2 separate regions of the Homo sapiens genome follow, and region 2 is linked to region 1. The links are chromatin loops, found by intact Hi-C in ENCODE. Cell type or tissue: K562. All regions are shown on one strand.

Region 1 (4,000 bases):
CTCCTGAGCATACGATGCTCATGGAGGTGGATAGCTGACACACCATAAATGTGCCTGAGAATAGACATTTTAAGCTCTTTAGTCATGTTTCAGTTGAAAGATTAGATTTAAATATTTGCCACTAGTTCTTAAAACATATTCAAGCAAAAAGAAATTTGCACAACACCACGCTGATAAATAGATAAATTTCATTTTCTATTAAAAAGTTCATTGCTAGGAATGACAGTCAAAGTCATATTGATCTCCAATAATTTAACGCTACTAAGAATTATTTAAATGGTCACATCCTAATTTCAGCATTGCACAAATATATAACCTAAAAGAAACAAAATAAGATAAACACCCTGCGATTGTATTATAATACCCTCTGAAAACTCAAGATCCTTTTCCACAAGGTTATTGTCACACTACCTCCTTTTTACATCATGTCTTCATTTTTCTCTAGCTCACTTAATTTCAGCTTGAGATTCCAGCTGTCTATACTTTGTTAGAAGTACTTTGTTCTGGCTATATTTAAGGTGCAATATCTGTCACTGCCTTTCCATTTCCATTGTTAATGGAACTCAGTTGGATACAGTCTTAAATAATTTTTGCCAGGACTAGACTTTAGCACTACTGTGAAGCCAGCAAAGTTTCTTTCAGGTAATTAGACTGATCGAATCTCTCCAGTGGCTTCTCGTCATCCCTGGGAAGAGATCAGACTTTCTATTACAAGACATAGGAGGTCCTCCCCTATGGGTTCATGCCAAAATCCAAACCATCATTCACCTAGCACAGTAGGTCTCAGCCTAGCACTTCTGAAAACATGTCAGAATAACTCATGATTCCACATGCACTTCATCTGAAATGTCATTCAAGAACTGTCAACATCTTATTCATGACTCAGAACTGAATTGGGAGTCATCAGGTCAGTCAGGTTTCTCTGAAATGCTCCCTTTAGTCTTGGCAAACCCTTCCTCCTTTATGTTTCTACTGTTCTTTACACACGCCGCTATTAGGACTTCAGTTACCTTCCATTTACACTTATTTGCACACATTTCTATGTTTCCATATTAAAATGTGAATTTCCATATCATATTATAAGCACTTTTGTATCCCCAGTTCCTAGCACAGTACTGACACCTACTAGATAATCAATATTAGCCAAGGGCTGAATTCAGAATTTCACCTCTCCTTTCTTCCTGCTTTAAAATCTACTTTAGAAAACGTTTGCTATCATTCACTTATATGTAGGTATAAATATAAGTTCATACTTATATGAACTTATAAGGGCTAATTGCTTTTTAATCTATATTTCTAAGGGTAAAATAAAGGAAGTTTCCTCTATTAAATAAGTTCAGGAAATTAATAAGCATTTGTGATGTTTCTGAGGACGGGAAGCCTTTCTGACATCCTGATACTCCACCATTAAAGGGCTCCCTTTATGCCTCGTAGAAAGTAACTCCATGATTTGAGATCTGTAGAGTCCAAGGCTTTAGAGTACCATGTATCTAGTCTCTGATCTAGTCACCTGATGATTGGCTCCTCTCCTTAATATCCAAAATGACAGTCAAAACCCATATTTGAGCACATTTCATTTTGCATATGTCTTTTTAAAAATCATACACTTTGACACTTCTGAGCCCTCTGGTCAATACTAAATGAAATTGCAAAGTGATAATTTAAAAAAAGGAGGGGAAATGCACCACTGCAAAGTTTAAATTAAAAAACCAAGGAGCACAAATTACATTAGGGCATCTTTTTGCTTTTTAATGTGATACTCAAGAATGCTAGCCACCCTAAAATAGCCATAACTAGATAATCAAGATTACAACAGGAAACTGAGCATAAATTGCTATGGCAGGAAACTGATTAGTTCAGCAAAGAGACAGGATGCGTCTTGTCTCTACTGTTATCTGAGTTAATTCTATGCCTCCTCCATGGGCCAACTGCTCTGAGATAAAGGATTGTCAAGTTGCCTCATGAAAGCAAACTGAAGTACAACTAATAATAAACGCAGGGCTAAAACAAAGCACATCTGAAATTGCAAGGATGATGAAATCAGTCAGCAAACATGAGAGCGGCGGGAAAAGGCAGTCTTGCAGTATTATGTAAAACATTACCATGAACTACACAATATTAAGTTCTACACAATGTGCTTATAATAAAAGGAATATTCTCAAAATAAATAGTAGGCATGATTTGGAAGAGGGCTTCCTTAAGATAATTTTTTTTCTATGAAACCTGAACAATCTAAATTGGATTGCTTGAAATGTGTAGAATGATACCCCCCACCAACATCTCCATAACTTAATTACCTGGTACTGTGAATATGTTATCTTAATGGCAAAAGGGATTTTGCAGAAGTGATTAAGGTTCAGGATCTTGAGATGGGAGATGATCCTGGATTAGCTAAGTGCGTCCAATCTAATCCCATGGTTCCTTAAAACTGGAGGACCTTTCCCAGCTGGGTTCAGAGTTAGAGGGAGATGTGACTACAGAAAAATGGTTGAAAAGATGCAACACATCTGGCTTTGCAGATAGAGAAAGGGGGGTATGAGGCAAAGAATCTGAGTAGCCTTTAGAAGCTGGAAAAGGCAAAGGAATGGCTTCTTCCTTAGAGCATTCAGAAAGAAACACATCCCTTCCAACACATTTTAGTCCACGTAAACCCAGTGAGACTCATGTGAAAGCTGTGATTAGACAGCTGTTAGATAATAAATTTGTGTTGCTTTTAGTCAACATATGTGTGGCAATTTGTTACAGCAGCAATAGATAACTGATATACACCCATATTCTTTCACAGGCTTTATACAAACACAAAAAATGACACAAACTGAAACTCCTCGTCATTACTCCAAAAGTAGCAGTTTAACAGATATGCTGACAATTGTGCATGACTAATTTCCGAACAAATATTTTTCAGTAGCAAACAGAGAAGGTCATGAAATGGTAGACCCTTCAAAGAGGAAATGAATAATTAAATGAGCACTTAAAAAAACTGACAAATTATCAACTCCTCTCAATGAACCCAAAAGAAAACATCATTCAATTTACTTGAATTTCTCTTGCACTTGAATGAAAATACCCTTTATCCCAACTACTTCCCCTATTTTTCTCTCCTCCTCTTCCCACAAACCTGATTTAAAAGTGCTTTTTAGATGAATTTTTTAAATAAATATTTACTGACCTGCATGTTTTCTAGAATTTATTATAGTAGTGAAGACAATTAAAATTCATTTTGCAAACTGAAACTTTGCTGTTATTAACATGGCATTTATTCATATTTCAGACCTTACTTTACATCTTTCTAATTTTTTTTAAGTAGAGTTGTAAATCCTTCTTACTCACCACTTTGCAGCAAAGGGGCCAAAACCACCACATCAAACCGATCCCCAGGAGTAGCAGTAACACCAAAATAACAATGATGGCTGCGATCCCGTTAGACTAAAGTAGGCAAAAAGCAAAAACAAAGCAGTCAGCACAGCTTATGGTCAAATTCCAAATGTATATATATTTTAAGGAAACACCAGAAAATAATTCAGAAAGTATAATGTCAAACTAGATTTTAACTATATTATTTTAATTTCTTGAAATTCTACAAATGTATCTTCTATTTAATATATATTATGTTTTATGTTATATTGTTGTGACAGGAAATAATAAACAAAAACTTTCCCAAAATGCTGCAGATTCTTTACAAATACATCTAAAAGGAATTTAGGAAAAATCACTAATCAGGATTAGACTGGTCTCTATCTTTCATGTAAGGATTATTTTGGTTCAAAGCAAATTACCCATAGGCAGAATTTAGGCAGAATCCTGCAGACTTTTTGATGGTGAAACACAATTTATTGCATGTAGTTAAATAATAAGATGAATATTAAAAAAAATTATCAAGTAGATGACAAACCAACAATGGTTCTTGTTGGGAAATGGTATATACACATCAATGCAAGAATGCAATCTCATGCATTCATAAATCAGATGTTCTCTCATTGAAGCTGAAATATGACCTACA
Region 2 (4,000 bases), 140 kb after region 1:
TTCATACGTTTAATGGAAGGAGCAAAACTGTTCTCTACTTATTAAAATTATTTTTGAAACATAATCCTATTCTGCTATATTCTCTTGCTTTTTTGTTTTCAAATTTTCACACAACTTTTTCTTTTTGATATGTTATTGTGAATTCATAGGCTTTCATACAATGTATGTCAATTAATAATTATTATTGTGATTTGATGCTCAATTTTTAATAAACAGTAGATTTTTCATTAAATAGCTCCTTTATCCTTTCAGGCTTTACCCCCTGACATTTGTAAAAACATCTTTTCTCTCTGGCAAAAACTGTATGTTTCAGACATATTGCTTCAAATCCTAACTTCTTCCTGCTTCAAGTCATTGAAACAGCTACCCTCTAAGGAGTCATGATTCCCTTCAATGAAAAACAGCATCAAAAAAAAAAAAATTCTGGGCATTAGTGGTACACACATTTGTGCTGTTGTAAGAGAGAGGGCTAATAATTGTTAGATTTTAGAAAAAGATACAGAAAGAGTTTACCTTTTTAAGGCCAAGTTTCAAGGTGATTTTCCTAATCTAATATGTTTAATATTACGTTGTTTTATTTTACTTTTTAAAAATGAGTTTTTGCAGACTACTAACAATTTCTAGGACATGAAAGGCAATCAGGTGAGTAAAGCTCACCATTCATAGTTTCCTAATGAGGAAATGAAGAACTTCCTGATTTAGTCCAAGCAACTCACGTCAACAGAATTGTAAAACTCATTTCAGTTCAGTAAACATTATTGAGCAATCTTTGTGTGCACCCTCACCATTTCTCAAAATGTGCATTCCTGTGATTTTTTTTCTCTATGATTTAGCAGCTTCTCAGTGATAAAGTGCAAAGGCTTTTCACTCATGCCTGTTTAAAACTGCTTTTAGGTAAAGAAAGAAAAATCTGTATGGAATGTCTCCAAACTCATCAACCATTGTTAGTATTTGGGAAGCACATCCACCATCTCTAACACTTCTCCTAAATACAGACAAATATCTTTACTTTTATAATTTCTACCATTTCCTCTACCAACCACTATCCCCCTACTCTTTCTACATTTTAAGGGGTAAACATTGTTATATACACAGAAGATAGAATAAACCACATATGCAGTGACATGCATGTGTGAGTGTGTGTGTTTATATGTATAGTTGGGTAATGTTTTTTGCATACCTTCTGTGGCAAACATTGTTATTTGGCTGAGCCAATATTCACTCCTATCCTCATTTGCTCTTGCTGCTTCACGTGGTAGCAGGTAGGAAAACTAAATTCTCACTTGAATGATCACCAGCACAATTAGGCCATGTGACATCATCTGGAAAATGAGATAAGAGTTGCTAAATCTACTTGCAATTGAATCTTTATTTTAGAATATTTTTCTGGAGGAAACCAAAGTAAGGCAACAACGGAAAGGTGATAGCTTTTGTAGTACCCTAGCAACACAAAAAGCCTTACTTATGGTGAATTGGGATGAACTACAGGTGAAAGAGGATATGTGGTATGTGCAACATCTCAAGGGTTTGAGAGTAAAGGAAAAAATAAGATCTGTGGAGGTGTTTGTGTGTTCTTGTGCCATAAAAGTGGCAAAGGAAGATAAGAGTAAATCACAAAGTCAGATCACTCAACTATCAACTCAGAACACAGTGTGGAAACCACTGGTCTGGTGTGACAGTACTTAAAGAGACCCTTATCTCCAGCAGCCAGAGGACAGACTCTGCTAAAATTAGGCTATGGATTTTACTGGGAAAGTAAAAGTTACAAATAAGGCTAACTGTACAATCCATTAGCGATTCCCTATGTTACAGTCCTGGCCCTGATAAGAAAAATAGAAAACTAAAATTTAAAATAAGAATATCTGAGTATATACACATGAATATATTACACCACTAAATCTCCCAACACTTTTTAGTTAGCAGAAGCAACTTTTGGCTCTTGGGCAGAGAACAGCCTTTCCTTACCTGGAGACCATGAAAAGGCCCCATCTGAGGCAGGTGCCCCACAAGATGATATCTGACCTTCTGAAGATCTGCTCCCATTTCTGCTCATGGCTTCTAGATAAGTGTTTCTCAAACTATAACATGGATCTGTATCGCCTGGAGGGCTAGTTAAATCATGGGTTACTGAGTCCTCATCCCTAGATTTTCTGATTCAGTAGGCTTGGGATAGGACTTGGAATTTGCATTTCTAACAAATTCCCAGGCAGTACTCCTGGTCCAGAGACTGTGCTTTGAGAACCACTGCCTTAGATCAACAATCAGAAATAACTTTCAACCTAACCCTGACTAGGGAAGTACTATATCTGGTATAAAAGAAAAAGATTACCCCCAAAACCATGGAAGCTGAGGCCGGGTGTGGTGGCTCACGCCTGTAATCCCAGCACTTTGGGAGGTTGAGGTGGGTGGATCACGAGGTCAGGAGTTCAAGTCTAGTCTGGCCAACATGGTGAAACCCCGTCTCTACTAAAAATACAAAAAATTAGCTGGGTGTGGTGGTGTGCACCTCTAATCCCAGCTACTCAGGAGGCTGAGGCAGGAGAATTGCATGAACTCAGAAGGAGAAGGTTGCAGTGAGCCAAGATTGTGCCATTGCACTCCAGCCCAGGCGACAGTGTGAGACTCCGTCTCAAAAAAAAAAAAAAAAAAACCATAGAAGCTGACAAACTTGTATTCAGATCATGACCAAAATGAATCTGTGGGCATAGAGTAGCAAGGGGCAGATATAAAGCTGTTTAAGAGAGTGTGTTGATCTATAGACACTCTTCCATGATCAGGACCCTGGGAGCAAAGATGCTTTGAGCCAATCTTATCTTGCTGCTGGGATAGTCCTTGAAGCATGAAGATGATAATGGCCTACAATAAATGAGGTAGAATTGCTAGAATTGCCTTGGTAGAGTATTGATGATGGGGCCAAAATCTCATATTATTACATATGACAAGAGAACCCACCAGTCATATTCCACAGGAGGGCTAAGAGGATACTTCCTTTATTAAAGCACATCATAATTTATTTAGTAATGCACTCATTGTTGGCTTTCTTTCCTTCCTCATCTCACTTCCCCACTCCCTTACCAGTGTTTCCACAGATTATCTCCCAGATAAGCTACTTGCACTCAAATGTTTGTTTCAAGGGAGGAATACATATTAAGATATACAAGTAAGCAGAGAGGAAAATAAAAAGTTTATTTCCTTTCTCATTTAGGATTCTGGCATGATCATCACCTACATTGCCTGTCATTAACAAAGGATGTCCAGGAGATTAGAATCTGTCATGTGCCCATTAGGCACAAAGAAAAGACCAGGAATAGCACCTGCTGAGTCTTTCTCTTGTGAGGTTTGTAAGAGATTTAGAAATTCTCATGTGAAGTAAATGAGTTAAGAGCCAGATGGCCAGCTAAGGGGGATGAGAAATGTGGTGGCATCATTGTTGAAACTGCTGAGGATTGGTAATGCTGCCAAGACTTAAGGGGGAGGCAGTTCTGTAAGTGGAGGATCCCTGTTCACTGGCCATGCCAAGAGGCCCCACCACAAGTTTCATCAGATGCAGACTTTAGCAGGTGATTCCAGAAGGGTGCCTAGTTGACTATGAGGGACAAAGAACATTTCCCAGAAGCCAGGGAGAACCTAAAGCCCATTTGAGATCAAGCCTACTCCTCCTATGACCGAGAAGACCTATATGCCCTCTTGAATTCAGATGTTATCTTTCAAGCAGAATAGAAGAAGGAATTCTCAAAGAAAGCTGTACTTTGAGATGTCTGAGTAGTTATATTTGATAGGACTGTTTTAAGCCAGAAAAGACTGAGATAATTTTAACTGGAAGTTTAAATTCTGCCACTGCACAATCCATACCATCCAGCACAGGGGGCTCCAGAGGAAGTTTTTACATGAATATCACCTCCACTATATACAGATTTAATGTGTTCAAAGAAATAAGTGTATCCATGCTTTTCTTCACTTGTTATGGGAAAAATGCTTTTGATAAGTAATTTATTTTAAA

The links. Peaks named below come from ENCODE experiments on the same cell type or tissue, not always from the same donor. Only the 100,000 strongest peaks of a DNase experiment are listed, where the experiment ranks them.
Region 2: a loop joins it to region 1, with 3 times the contacts of the local background. A loop is called at or near these places in 1 of 110 quality-filtered maps.

What each region holds. Positions count from the first base shown.
Region 1 is chr4:80,005,191-80,009,190 of GRCh38, forward strand. It overlaps ANTXR2 (ANTXR cell adhesion molecule 2), which reads right to left. Exons shown (of 17, transcript NM_058172.6): 12 at 3,331-3,426. Among named protein-coding and RNA genes, the nearest start is that of ANTXR2, 66 kb to the right of the region's middle. In K562, no CTCF peak of the experiment used is centred here; DNase peaks (open chromatin) are centred at 871 and 1,921.
Region 2 is chr4:80,141,844-80,145,843 of GRCh38, forward strand. No RefSeq gene overlaps it. Among named protein-coding and RNA genes, the nearest start is that of PRDM8-AS1, 54 kb to the right of the region's middle. RefSeq lists a cis regulatory region at 1,456-1,876. In K562, no CTCF peak of the experiment used is centred here; a DNase peak (open chromatin) is centred at 1,678.